3 separate regions of the Homo sapiens genome follow, and all the other regions are linked to region 3. A link is an interaction called in ENCODE POLR2A ChIA-PET data of the cell type or tissue named here. Cell type or tissue: GM12878. All regions are shown on one strand.

Region 1 (5,000 bases), 60 kb after region 3:
ATGGGACCTGCAGGCCCATTCTTTATCAGCTATGGGGAAAGGAAGTTGTTTGTCATGACTTCAGATATACTCCAGACTTCTCTTTCCTCTGAAGTTCTGCAATTCCAAGATTCCAGATAGGTTGTGGCATGGAAACCAGCATGAAGGAGCCCACAGAACTACCAGGAAGGAGAATAGGGAGGAGTCGTTGGGAAGAGACAAATGGTACCGGGGCTGGTTGAGGCTCTGTCTACACAACAAAATAATTGGCTAAAAAGGGAAAGACGCGCCAGGCGCGGTGGCTCATGCCTGTAATCCCAGCACTTTGGGAGGCGGGCGGATCACAAGGTCAGGAGATCGAGACCGTCCTGGCTAACACAGTGAAACCCCGTCTCTACTAAAAATACAAAAATTAGCCGGGCGTGGCGGCGTGTGCCTGTAGTCCCAGCTGCTGAGGAGGCTGAGGCAGGAGAATGGCGTGAACCCGGGAGGCGGAGCTTGCAGTGAGCCGAGATTGCGCTACTGTACTCCAGCCTGGGCGAAAGAGCGAGACTCCGTCTCAAAAAAAATAATAATAATAATAAAAATAAAAAAATAAAAAAGTGAAAATAAAAAGGGAAAGACTCATTCAGTTAAAAGCCTATTATTGTGTTTACTTGACACCAAATCCCTGCTTTGACTGACTTCCCTTCCCTTCCGCTGAGCTGTTATTGGACTGAATTGATCCATTGTGGCTTCAGCATAGAAAAAGCTTCAAAGCAGAATTTGTGTAGGGAGTCAAGTCATGGAAATGTGATGCCCAAAATAATATGGTATCAGGAGATGAGTGAGAATTGGAACAGTTTATGGAAGGTCGAAAGCAAAACTGAAAATAGGAGTCTTAACTCCAGGGCTGGTTCCCCGGTCTCAGTTTAGTACATCCTGATCATGTCCAGGTTAAAGTGCAGATTGGCCTCATAATTTTAGAATCCTTGAAAGCTGGCAAGTCCTGTTCCAAGGAATTATCCGTTTCAGGTAAACAAGCTGTTATTCTCCCAGGGATATTTCCTTTCAAATTACTCTTATCTTTTCCCTTGGCCAAAGGGCAGGACAGCAGTAACACTAAAGCAAAGCAACACAAGAGCATGGAATCAGCAGCCCAGGCCTTCTCTCAGTGCCCTTGGTGCACTCAGTACCCACGGCTCTTCAGTCCCTGCCCTCCCTTGCTAATCCATCATCTCCACCTGTTCCTGGACTGGGTCTCCCTGTCTATGTTTTTGGTGTAGGGCCTCTTTCCTAATCCTGCTAGAAGAGTGATAGTTCTAAAATGATCATAATAGTCACACTATGCTATTATTATTATGAATCATCAGAGCCCTTCATTCCCTTGCTCTAAACCTTCCATTAGCTGCCCATTGCATGAGAAAAAGATCCCAGTGATATAAGGCCAATGGGTGGGGCCTCATCAGCCTTCTTCATTGCTCACACGCCATGACCGCCCATCAGTCACTGTAGGTCTCCTCTCCTTCCCTGCGACACAGTGAGCAGTCTCCCACCCTGCCAGGGCCTTTGCACTTGCTGCCTCTCAGCCTGAGACTCTTTGTCTTGGGCATGGTGGTGCACCTCTGTGGTCCCAGCTACTTGGAGGGTGAGGCAGGAAGATCCTTTGAGCCCAAGAGTTTGAGGCTGCAGTAAGCCATGATCACACCACTGCCCTCCAGCCTGGGTAACAGAGGGAGACCTTGTCTCTAAAAAATAAATAAATACATAAAGAAAATTAAGACCAACAAGAAAGAAAGTTTAAAATGCAAGATCAAGCATTTTTCCTTGCTATTTGGAGATGTGGAACATCCAAGTGATTTGAAAGAAAAAAAAAACTTTCCAACGTGTCACAGATTTGAAGAGCATCTCTTGCCTGGCACAAAGTACGAAAATGTCCTGAGCTGCCTGTGTCTGGAAGTCTGGGGTGGGGGAGGTGGGACCTTGAGGGAAAGGCAGCTGCCAACATCTGTTGAGAGCCTACCCTGCACACTTAGTCTCACCTGGTTTGAAAAATTCCCCTTCAGTCTCCTCAGTGATGACCCTTCATTAGCAAGAAAAGGGAACTAGCTCAGATTTCTCCGTGGGCCACAAGAATCTGTCTGGTGAGAGAGAGCATATTCATCTTCATCTGCAAGAGACAGTAACTCAATTTGACCTTAAAGAGACTTCCCTCCCACTCACCCCCCTACCCCAGGATTCTTTTCTGCCTTTGTTTCAGTACTATCAAGCACATATCCTAGAAAAATTTAAAAAACATAAAAATCAAAACAAATCATAAAAAGACTCTTACAGCATAAGACATAAAGAAGCTAAGCCACGTTTGGATGTGTACATTCAATTGAACATAATTTAAGAATCTTCTCCCTTGGATCACAGAAACAAACATTGTCTATCTAAGCTATGGAATGCAATGTCAAAATTTTTGTAGGGTTCACTTTGAGATTTGCTTCCATCTGTTAACAATAGGGAAGAAAGGGAGGAAAAGAGAAAGAATGTGGCTCTGTTGTCCCAGCCCCCGGGGATTGCAGTTTTGCTCCTCTGCCACCCCTGCCTTGCTCTGTGGTCTCAGAAAAGTTACTGACCTTTCCGTGCCTTAGTTTCCTCTCTGTAAGATGGGCACAATGATACTGAGACCTCAAAGTGCTTTTGTGCGGACTAAACACAACCTATGACAAACGATGTCATTCTGGCTGGGTGCAGTGCTCAAGCCTGTAATCCTAGCGCTTTGGGAGGCCGAGGTGGGAGGGTCACTTGAGTCCAGGAATTCGAGACCAGCCTGGGCAACATACTGGGATCCTGTGTCTACAAAAAGTAAAAGATTATCCGGGCATAGTGGCGCACCCAGGGTCCCAGCTACTCGGGAGGCTGAGACAGGAGAATCACTTGAGTCCAGGAGGTCAAGGCTGCAGTGAATTAGGATCTTATAATTGCTCTCCAACCTGGGTGACAGAGTGAGACCCTGTCTCCAATTTTTTTTTTAAAAAGTCATTATTAGGAGAGAGAAGGAAGTTCTCTTGGTTACTACAATCAGTTGATAAGAGGTATTGTAAAATCATGGAGTCGTTACATCTGAAACCGACCTTAGATTCCAACTCCTCATTTTAAGAATAAGGAAACCAAGGCTGGAACATATGAACGACACAGCATTTAGACACAAAGTTGGGTTGTGTCTATACAGCCTGAAGCTTTTAGGATGTTGAGAAAACATGTTTTCAACAGTATATTTTTATAATACATGTCCTTTCTACTGATTAATTTAGTAACATAAAAGAAATGCTTTATAGAATGATTTTTATATATAGTTCACTAGACATTTTTTCAGAAAAAGATACATATTTGAGTGAAAAGACAAATTAGTGTTTTAGAGTTTCTTTTAGAGCATTCCAGCTTGTTGCTAGACTAAACTGGATGGATTAAAAATGGTCTCTTAAAAAAAATCTCATCCAATCGGTTACTGCTTTGTGATTATAAGTTTGTACAATCTTTTTGAAGTTTTTCTCACCAATATATATAAAATGCAAAATAGTTAAGCTTTCTGAGTGAGCAATTCCATTCCTGGAAATATATCCTACAGAATTTCTTGCATCAGTGTACATGATTCAGTACAAGGATATTCACTGTAGCATTGCAAACATTCCATAACTTAAAATACCCTTCAAACATCTCTCTCTCTTTTTTTTTTTTTTTTTTTTTTTTTTTGAGACAGAGTCTTGCTCTGTCACCCAGGCTGGAGTGCAGTGCTGCGATCTCGGCTCACTGCAACCTCTACCTCCCAGGTCAAGTGATTCTTGTGCCTCAGCTTCCCAAGTAGCTGGAATTACAGTCATGTGCCACCATGCCCACCTAATTTTTTTTTTTGTATTTTTAGTAGAGATGGGGTTTTGTCATGTTGGCCAAGCTGGTCTCGAACTCCTGGCCTCAAGTGATCTGCCCACCTTGACCTCCCAAAGTTTTGGGATTATAGGCTTGAGCCACTGCACCCAGTCAAACATCTCATTTAAAAAAAATTTTTAATGAGTATGTAGTAGCAAACATCTGATTTTAATCGATGTTTAGCATTCCATTTTGTTTACCATAACTTATCTGACCAATGTCCTTTCACTTGGCTATTCAGTTTATTTCAAACTTTCTCTTACTACAGTTGAATACTATGAATATTCTTACAGGGAGTCCTCGTGCAGAATAGATTATCTGAACAGGGAAAAATGATGAAGAGTTGTATATCTTATATTAGAACACATACAACATCACCCGAAGAGTGAAAGAAATGGCACAATTAGTGAGTTAATAAAAAACCGCTGCATGCTGCATGGTGTCCTCAAATAACAGAAAGAGTAGCCCCAAGGCATTGAAAGCCACTAATGAATAAAGGAATCATCCTAGGATTGGCCAAGAGTCATTCTAGCTGCAGATCTGTCAGAAGCTGATTCGGTGGTGATTTGTGGAGAGAAACCTGTACCCCACAGCACTGGTTTTTAAACTACCCCAGTGACAAGCACATATAGAGAATTTACTGTGTATGAAAATTCTGATATTCTTTGCCCAGGGTACAGAAAAAGGAAACGTAATGTTGGGTGGGGGGATTGTTGGATTCTATTTTTTTTTCTTTCTTTCTTTTTTTTTGAGACAGAGTCTTGTTCTGTTGCCTAGGCTGGAATGTAGTGGTGTGATCATAGCTCACTGCAAGCTCAAACTCCTGGGTTAAAGTGATCCTCTCTTTTCAGCCTCCAGAGTTGTTGGGAGAACAGGTGCATGCCACCATGCCTGACTAATTTTTTTTATTATTATTTTTTGTAGAGACGGAGTGTCACTATGTTGTCCAGGCTGGTCTCAAACTCCTGGCCTCAGGCAATCCTCCCGTCTTGGCCTTTCAAAGTGCTGGGATTAGAGGTTTGAGCCACTGTGCCCAGCAAGGTTCTAATAAGACAAATGGAACTGAGGATGACAAGTAATAGTAAACCTTTCTTTTTCATCATAGACGTTTGAACATGTTTATGTCC
Region 2 (5,000 bases), 97 kb after region 3:
CTCTATAATGTTGTGTCTAGTCAGGCAGGACAAGCCCATGGGCCAACATATAGAAGCTACTGTTATTTTTATTATTGTTAGCATATAAATTTTGAAATTGCATTTTTGTTGGTTTATACATACAGGTTAGAACATAAGAAAATGGTAAGTCACATTAGAAGAAATGATAGGGGCCAGGCGCAGTAGTTCATGCCTATAATCCCAGCACTTTGGGAAGCCAATGCAGGCGGATCACCTGAGGTCAGGGGTTCAAGATCAGCCTGGCCAACATGGTGAAACCCCATCTCTAATAAAACTACAAAAATTAGCAGGGCGTGGTGGCACACACCTGTAGTCCCAGCTACCTAGGAGGCTGAGGCAGGATAATTGCTTGAACCTGAGGGGCGGAGGTTGCAGTGAGCCGAGATCACGCCATTGCACTCCAGCCTGGGTGACAAAGTGAAACTCCGTCTCAAAAAAAAAAAAAAAAAAGAAATGATAGTGTCATAAATTCACCGTTTTTGCTGACATCATAGAAAAAATCAATTCAGGCAGGAATCATCAATAAGTGCCAAAACTACTTGGTGGAAGTTTGAGGAAGAACAGGAGACTTGAGCCTGAGCCTCCAACTATCCTCCCCCAGGTTACTTACTAATTACAGTGGGAAAAATGATAGCCTTACAATGCAGAAATCTGGTGGCAACCATCTAGACAAGTGATCCAAGTTATCAATGAATGGGACAAATCGGCATCACGTGCGTCCTGATGTGAGGCACCAGGAAGGACACAACATCCTTTATCGGTTTTCCTACCCCGAATTATCTGACTCTAATCATGAAAAAAACAACAGGCAAACCCAAAATGATAGAAATTCTACAAACCAGTTGGTTCATATTCTTCAAAAATGTGACTGTCTTGAAAGAAAAAGAGCAGCTGAGGAATTGTTCCTGGTTAAAGAGACATGACAGCTCAATGTGATGCATGATCCTGGATTGGATCCCAGATGAGGAGGAAGAAAAGGGCTGTAAAGGACAATGGAGCAACTGGCAACATTTAAATATGGACTTTATGTTAGATAACAATATCACAGCATTGATGTTAAAATTCCTGAATTTAATCATTGCACTGTGGTTATGTAAGATAATATTCTTGTTCTTAGGAAATATAAGCTGAGGGACCTTCAAAGGGTTCAGAAAATGGTTCAGAAAAAAAAGAGGTGAGAGAGAAAGTAAATGTGGTAAAATGTTAACAATTAGTGAATCTGAGTAAAGGATATAGGGAATTCTTTTAACTATTCTTGCAACTCTTCTGTAAATTTGAAATTACGATTTTTTTTTAAAGTTAACACAGTGACTCACATGACTTCTTGGGAGAGGAAGAAAGTAGCACCATGTTCTAAGTCTTTGCTGAGACACTGGGCCCTGAAACAGAAGCAAGAGTTGGAGCAGGAATGAGCAGCTATCTGGGGTTTCTGTTTGCAGAGATAAGACGAGGTGAAGCTCAGAACTCAAAAGAAATCTAGAAACTAAAGACCTAGCCTCTAGTCTGTAGAGTGAAGTCAGACACCAAAAGAGGTAAGCAAAAGATTCAAACCAGGGAGCAACAACACTTACGGGGTAAGAGAGAAAAGGCAATCAGAGATGTTGGTGGAATAGAGAAGCCAGAGACTAAAAATGGTGAGAGAGGAGAGGGTTTCAGAAAGTAGAGTGTGGTCAGCATTGTCAAAAGCTACTTTATTAGTCAGGGTTCTCTAGAGGGACAGAACTGAGTTTATTAAGTATTAACTCACATAATCACAATGTCCCACAGTAGGCCATCTGCAAGCTGAGGAGCAAGGAAAGCCAGTCCAAGTCCCAAAACTGAAGAACCTGGAGTCTGATGTTCGAGGGCAGGAAGCATCCAGCACAGAAGAAAGATGTAGGCTGGGAGGCTAGGCCAGTCTAGTCTTCTCATGTTTTTCTGCCTGCTTTATATTCTAGCCATGCTGGCAGCTGATTAAAGGTGCCCACCCAGATTAAGGGTGGGTCTGCCTTTCCCAGCCCACTGACTCAAATGTTAATCTTTTTTGGCAACACCCTCACAGACACACCCAGGATCAATACTTTGCATCCTTCAATCCAATCAAGTTGACACTCAGTATTAACCATCACAGCTACCCAGAGAAAAAATTAGCTGGGGTATGGTGGCATGTACCTGTAGTCCCAGCTACTTGGGAGGCTGAGGCAGGAGGATCATCTGAGCCTGGGAGTTGGAGAGGCTGCAATGAACCAAGATTGCACCACTGCACTCCAGCCTGAGTGACAGAGTGAGACCCTGTCACACACACACACACACACACACACACACATACACACACACACACACACAAGGCTACAAAGAGGTCAAGAAGTATTTCATGTAATAATAGTGCATTGATTTGTGAACTAAGAGGCTGTTGTAATAATAAAGGAGACCATATACTGAGCACCTACAATGTACATATTTCCTTCAACTCTCACAGCAACCCCATGTGTCATGGCCATCCCCTTCCACATTAGGCAGGTGAGAAGAGTGAAGCTCATAGAAGTTACGAAGTTTCTGAAGGTGGCACAGCTAATAGTAAGTTGACCAGGAACAAGTGACAAATTTTGAGGTGACAGCATGGCAAAGTGTATATTTTATCTGTTAGTACTTGGGAGCCTGGGTGAAAAAATGGCAAACAGGTTCTTGGAGTGGATTCAGGACTGGGGCATGAAGGAAGACTTCAGCTGGACATGGGGAGGAAAGGGTTTAAAATCAATCTGAAGTGAGTGATTAGGAGTCGAAGCTAGACAGAGAAAAGAAAGGAATTGAGGCCATAAGCAGGCAGGAGGCTGGGGGATGGAAGTCTTGACAAGTGTGAGTCTGACTCACACTGAAAGAAACATTGTACATCACAGATCAGTCATCTCTCCCCCTCATAAATAACTCAAACAGAAGTTTGATAAACAATAGTTACCCTTACCATGCTGGGGAGTTCTGAAAATTCTTGCTTGATTTCTTTTTAGTGATTTATTTTGTCTTTTTTTTTTTTTAATTTTTGTTTTCAATGCTGGCAAGAATCAATAAATTGATTTCCTACGACACAGCCTGTGGTTTGAAAACCACACTCTGGGTAGGGTGTGGCCTGAAGTGTGGTAGCGCTGGGGTGGGGATAGAGGTTAGAATGGTAGCCAGCTGTCTGGTTTGGATCTTTCTCAGCCTTCTTTTCTTGGCTAAGCCTGGCCCCTTACAGTTTTCCCTCAGCTGCTCCTGTGGTCTAAAGCCCTAACTCACCCTCCCAACTCGAATGAGATCCTACTTGGAAACACCTGTGGTACAAAGAATGGTGGCAGGGGGCCAAGTCACAACCGGCCTTGGCCAAGCCAAATGCCTTAGGCATTCTAGACATACATAAATGTCAACATCATACATGGGTATCTGTCAGCTTCCAGGAGAGGAGAGAGAACATGAATCCTCCCTGTTTCAAAGGAATATGGTCAAAAGTGTGGAGTAGCCTTCTTTGGGGCAGATAGTTCTTAATGTCTATGTTAGATTCAATTGACCTCACCTCTTTCTAATCTGAAGGATTTATTATTTGAATGGGTTGAGGACTTAAATGGATTTTATTTTTGGTATCCATCTCTCCTGTTGGGAAACTTCATGACTTATTTCAGAAAAGAAGCCCTGATAGGCGGAAGGTTCCAAACATTAGATGCCAATATGTTTGTTCTCGATGCATGTTGCATGTATATTTATACACCTGTTATAACACGGAGCTTATACAGAGAAAGTCAGTGGAACCTTAGAGGAATGCCTTAGGCATGCACGTATGGCTTTGAGAATTTACATTTGCATATATGAACTCACGGTGCTCTCACCTTCCTAGCTCAAGTTATCAATGATATTTGAAATGACAAATTCAGGGTTATATAATTACTATCCTTTCTTCAAAAAAAACCCATTCAGATTATATTCTTTTTTACTTTCTTTTCTTTTAAATTTTGTGACTGACCTCTCTAATTACTTAGGGTAGTATATGCACTTCTTTTCCCACATGGTATTTTTCACTGCTCTTGAGGAAGCACAACTGTTTTCTGCCATGACCACCTGTGTTATTCATCCCTGTAATCACAGGAAACAAATAACCAATTACAAACCTTTCATTTTCCTTCCTTCCATACCCCTTTCTCTTCACCCACTTATGGGTCCTATAAGTTTTTCCATATTGGTCCTTAAATCACTGGATAATGTTCTGATTAATGTCGAAAATCTTCAGTTATCCTCTCTCCTTCCACAGACCCACTCATTCGGTAAAATGTCCCTGCCCACAGTGCTGACCGACTGATCATTTCAACCATCGCACTACAGTGCCTCTACTAGACAACCCACTAATGACGATTTATAGTGGGTTAAATAGCAGCCCTCCCCCCACCAAAGATCTGTCCATATCAAATCCCTGGAACCTGTGAATGCTAACTTACTTGGGAAAGAGTTTTTTTTGCAGATGTAATTAAGGATCTTGAGATGAGATCATCCTGGATGACCCAGGTGGGCCCTAAATCCAATGAGAAGTGCCCCTATAAGAGAAAGACGAGGAGAAGACACAGACGCAGAGAAGGCGACGTGAAAATGGAAGTGGACATTGAAGTGACGCAGTCACAAACCAAGGAATACCTGGAGCCACTGGAAGCTGAAAGATGCAAGGAAGGATTCTCTCCTTGAGCCTTTGGAGAGAATCCGGCTCTGCCGACACCTTGATATCGGGCTGCTGGCTTCCAAAACATGAGAGCATATATTTCTGTTGTTTTCAGCCCCCAAGTTTGTAGGGATTGGTTACAGCTGCCCCAGGAACATAATACATGATTGAAGACCAGCTTTTAATGTACAAACCCTAGTACAAGGCACTGCAAACCTCAGAGATCTCCACACAAAAATGTAATTTTAACCATTTCAAATTGATTAAACTTCTTTCCGCTCCAGTATAAAAGTTGATACCAAATGACCATGAAGTGTTCATAATA
Region 3 (5,000 bases):
CTCCTGATTACCCCAATTAATGCTATTTGCACAAAAATTTTCAAGCCATGGGCAGGACTTTCTGTATTAACATTCTCTAAGGATCTTGGGCTTCATATTAGGTTTTCATATTAAGTTTCCCAACTAGGAAGAGTAGCTGAAGCTGTTTCCTCTTCTGGCCAATAAATTAAAAGAGATACAAGCTCAGGAGTACTGAAACACGCATTGCTTTCTTGGGCTTGAATTTTTATGTAAGTCACTTATTGTCCTGCATCTAAAGATCTAAACTGCATCCAGGTTTTTTTGTTTGTTTTTGTTTTTGTTTTTGTTTTGAGACAAAGTCTTGTGGTAGGAGTTATTAAAAAATTATTTTAGGCAGATAGAGGAAAAGGGGTCCTTGGAAAGTTTTCATTTCTTTTCAAAGCAACTCCAGAAACATTTCTTGTCTAGCAGAAAAACTCTGGCTCCTAGACCCAGGCCGGCAACCTTTGATATGCAAATGCAGGCCATTAGAAACTGGGTCCACCCAACATGGCGATTCCCACCGTTGTCCTCTTGCCCTTACCCCGGACATGTGCCTGGCAACATGGGCACCCCCACATATCCCCACGTGTGTAGAACGTCATGGTGCCCTGCATTTGCATATTAAAAGCTAGGGTGGGGGGCCAATTTTTTCGCAGGCTACATGAATGACAAGCCTGGTCAAACCAATCCCCTGAGCCCTGTGCAAATCAGACACTGCCTCCTCCAGCCTCCTCATAAAACTGGCTGGTATCCTCAGCACATGGGGCCTCCTCTCTTGGATTTGGAGACCCCCTCCCTCTGTCTCTGTACAGAGGAACTTCTTCCTTCTTTCTTCTCCCTTCTTTCTTGCCTATTAAATTCTCCGCTCCTTAAAACCACTCCATGTGTGTCCATGTTGTTTTATCTAAACCGGCATGAGGACCAAGAACCCTGGTGTTCCTCCACTCATCAGAACCATATCAGTCTCACTCTGTTGTCTGGGCTGGAGAGCAATGGCATGATCTCGGCCCACTGCAACCTCCACCTCTGGGATTCAAGCGATTCTCCCACCTCAGCCTCCCAAGTAGCTGGGACTACAGGTTTTCCCCAACCATGCCTGGCTAATTTTTTTTGTATTTTTAGTAGAGACTGGGTTTCACCATGTTGTCCAGGCTGGTCTGGAACTCCTGACCTCAAGTAATCTACCCGTCTTGGCCTCCCAAAGTGCTGGGATTACAGGCATGAGCCACCATGCTGGGCCCTAAAGACAGTTTTAACATAAATTCTAGCCTTTTTTCTTAAACTGGTGCAGCAATCAAATAAGCTATCTTTTTTTAAAGGATTTTTGTGTTTTACCCTCATCTGCCATTTCAACTTAGCCAAAATACACTAATACGGCTATAAATTTTTACTGTTACAGTGATTTCAATAATTGTACTGGGCATATAGCCTCTAGATAATGGCAGAAATTGAAGTGAAACATATTTAAGGAGATTGCTTACAGAATTGTTCTCTTAAAAATATCCTGCTTGCATTTATTCAACGATTTTCTGTGAAATGGGAAAGAGGAAGGAGGAAATATTACTTACTGGGTTACTTGTTTTTTGTTTTATCAGACTATCGTTCTGGTTAATTTCACCAACTGGGGAATGTTTAAAATGGATTTATTGTTTAGGGCATGTGTTAGGATGAGGATTTCTCAGCCTCGGCACTAGTGACACTTTTGGTTGGACAATTCTGTATTAGGGGAGTTGTCCTGTGCATGGTGGCATGGTTAGCAGCCGCCCTGGCATCTACCCACTCCATGACAAGAGCAGCCTTTTCACTGCCCCTTTCCCGCCTCCAATCCTGATAACCAAAAATGTACCCCCTGCCAATTTGCCTTCCGATTCAGAACCACTGGAGTCTCCTAGGCAGGTTTCACGCTACACTGTGAGAGCTCTAAGAGGAATTGGCTTTTTTGGATATCTTTAGCTTGGTTTATGCCCCAAGGACACGTGAAAAATCCTAAACGATGATGATGCCTGTCTCACCTCACCACCAATCCACCTTCCAACTCTTCGCAAAAACACAAATGCACCTGTCATTTGAGGGAGCTTAAGTTAATCAAGGGAAACATTCACATGTACTTGCTTTACACCAGATTAAGAAAAGGAATATTTCTTCCAACATCAGGCAAAATTTTGCTATTTGTTACAAGACAAAGGTAGGCACGTGGGTTTTAACTCTAGTGTCTTTGCTGGCTCCTGAACTAGCCAGTTCTGCCTCAGAATCGCAGTGGTTTCCCCTGTGGCTATGAACAGAACATTCTACAGCACAACAGTCACCATTAGTGGGTCACACTAGTTTTGCATTCTCTGAAATTGCAGCAGTCACAAAAAAATCCCACCACCCCTCTGCTTCTTGAGCTTTTCTTTCCTCAAATGGAATCCACATGAGTCCAAGTCCATGCCAGAAAAATGAAATGTGTATTATTCGGGAAACATTTCCCTAAACAAAATGACACAGGGAAATTCTTCCTTGCCCAAAGCTGAAACTCTGTGCTCAAGAGCTCTCTTATCGGAATTCTGCACTCAATCTTAGATACCTGATACATTCTGCTACTATGATATACAACTTCCTTATGCTTTGGATAAACAGAGGCATATTTTCAGCTTTAATGCCAATATTAAGAGAAGGGTTACAGCATTTTTTTTTTTTTTTTTGGCTTTTACATCCTTTGCTTTTGCGTCAGACAGCAGGATCTCTAGCCACAGTATAGATCCAAATTAATAGAGACACCCATCTGCAAAATGTAATCACTTTCAGCTCATGATGCTATTTTCTAATCCTAGAGCTCCTTGTGCAAGGTTTGTGTGCAAGAGTCTTGTGGCCTGGCTTTCTGAAAGCAACTTCCTGTGCGTGTACAAAAATATTTCAGGCTGCTATCTATTTCTAAATACTTGCCCTTTCTTTTCTCTCTGTTCCCCCTTTTTTTTTTAGACTTTCACTACCCTTGTGATAGATTCCGTTGTCTTACTTTAAACGTGAATATAGTATCTGTGTTCTTTATGCTTCCCATGATCAACAAGGCCTTGCACAAATTTGATAAACAAATGCAACAGCAGAAAGAAATTTTTATATTCTTCCCTGCCCCACCCTCAATAAAGCTGTAGCAACCCAAATAAGCCGACCTTCTCCCAGTAGAAGACATTTTATAGTTCAACCATTTTCTATAATGAATAACTTTCAACCCAGAGTGCCTCCTCCGGGTTCAAAACTCAAGCTACTTGTGATAAAAGAAAGATGTTTTAACTTCAGCCTGAATGATTTTATGCCTCCATGAAATATAAACATTAGCAGAGAATAAAAAGCTATGAAGATGCTTTACTATGAGATTTGAGACTTCATTTTCTACAGATATTTCTTTCAGAATCCACTTAATTGAATCTGTTTGAATGTGTAATTCTTTGTTATTTGATTTTGTAGACATTTTTAAAAAATCAATACAAATTAAGCCTAGAATACAGAAACATATTAAAATTCTTTTTTTGGTGGTGGAGCTACATTCCAATGGTTAGAGGAAGGAGAAGGAGAAAGAGAATAAACAGAATAAATAAGTAAAAAGACATAGTTTGTTAGAAGGAAATAAGTCAAGCAGAGCAGAATAAAGGGAATGATACTTGGGGACGGGTGTGATTGGAAATAAGAGTGGTGAGGACAGGCCTCCTTGGACACTGACATGTAAGCAAAGACTAAAAGAGTCATGTGGGCACTGGAGAGAAGTGTCTTCCAGGCAGACAGGACAGCCAGTGCAAAGGGGGTTTGGGAGTGGGAGCATGCCTAGCATTAGGAGGAACTGATGGAGGCCATGGTGCTCAGTGAGACAGTCGTGGGAAGAGGAGAGGACGAGGCCAGAAGGTAACAGGGCCATCTCCTATAGGAGGCCTCTGTAAGGATTTGGCTTCTACTCTTGGAGAAATAGGGAACCATTGCAGATCTTACTTAATTATTATTTTTTACTGAGGTGAAATTCACACATCATAAAATTAACCATTTTAAAGTGAACAATTCAGTGGCATTTTTAGTGTATTCATAGCGTTGTGCAACCGACACCTCTATTTAGTTCTAGAACATTTTCATCACCTCAAAGGGATATTCCCATACCCATTGGCAGTCATTCCCCATCATCCCCTCCCCGTGGCCCCTGCCAACCACAGTTTGCTTTCTGTCTCTATGGATTTCCCTCTTCTGGACACTTCATATAAATGGAATCATATAATATGTGACTTTTGCGACTGACTAGTTTCACTTAGCATCATATTTTGGAGATGCATTTGTACCTTATTTCTTTTTATGGCTGAGCAATATTCTGTTGTATGCATATGCCATAATTTGTTTATTCATTCACCATTTAAAGGTCATTTGGGTTGTTTCCACTTTTAGCTATTGTGAATAGGGCTACTATCATCATTGCAGGCTTTTAAGTAGAAAAGGGACATTATCTCACTTCTATTTTATACAACACATACAGGGCTATTTTATGAGTCACCTACTAACCCAAATTAGTAAATTCATTGTAAAATGGCAAAAATAAGTAAATAAATAAATGCTTCTCCCATCAGTGCCACCCCTTTGCCACATGCTACCACCTGCTTTGACTGCTTAAAAGATCTTCTTCCAACACAACCATTTTTTAAAATTCTATAATTTCTCCCCCTTCCATTGGTGATTAAAGGCCAAGCAACTGTTAAATGTAAGGCTGTCCCCATTATCCAAAAAATTAATGTTTTCCAAAATTGACACAGGAATTTTTGAGAAAGATAGGCAGTAACTATTAAGAATGAAAATTCTCCAACTGAAAGGGGAAATCATTTTTGCTTGAAAATATAGATGTGGGCCAGGTGCGGTGGCTGATGCCTATAATCCCAGCACTTTGGGAGGCTGAGGCGGGTGGATCACAAGGTCAGGAGTTCAAGACAAGTCTGGCCAAGATGGTGAAACCCCGTCTCAACTTAAAAAAAAAAAAAAAAATTAGC

What was found. ChIA-PET counts read pairs that join two places held together with the same protein. Peaks named below come from ENCODE experiments on the same cell type or tissue, not always from the same donor. Only the 100,000 strongest peaks of a DNase experiment are listed, where the experiment ranks them.
Region 1: POLR2A ChIA-PET joins it to region 3 with 11 read pairs; 10 of 35 experiments call an interaction of 5 or more read pairs at or near these places.
Region 2: POLR2A ChIA-PET joins it to region 3 with 14 read pairs; 23 of 35 experiments call an interaction of 5 or more read pairs at or near these places.

What each region holds. Positions count from the first base shown.
Region 1 is chrX:13,020,188-13,025,187 of GRCh38, reverse strand. No RefSeq gene overlaps it. Among named protein-coding and RNA genes, the nearest start is that of FAM9C, 22 kb to the left of the region's middle. In GM12878, no CTCF peak of the experiment used is centred here; a DNase peak (open chromatin) is centred at 2,033; H3K27ac peaks cover 2,377 bases.
Region 2 is chrX:12,983,051-12,988,050 of GRCh38, reverse strand. No RefSeq gene overlaps it. Among named protein-coding and RNA genes, the nearest start is that of TMSB4X, 10 kb to the right of the region's middle. RefSeq lists a silencer at 674-870, a cis regulatory region at 2,689-3,350 and an enhancer at 3,275-3,454. In GM12878, no CTCF peak of the experiment used is centred here; no DNase peak of the experiment used is centred here; H3K4me3 peaks cover 2,100 bases; H3K27ac peaks cover 4,836 bases.
Region 3 is chrX:13,079,749-13,084,748 of GRCh38, reverse strand. All of the region lies in intron 2 of LOC105373133 (a long non-coding RNA gene), which reads right to left. Among named protein-coding and RNA genes, the nearest start is that of FAM9C, 38 kb to the right of the region's middle. RefSeq lists an enhancer at 2,805-2,974. In GM12878, no CTCF peak of the experiment used is centred here; a DNase peak (open chromatin) is centred at 2,908; H3K27ac peaks cover 4,946 bases.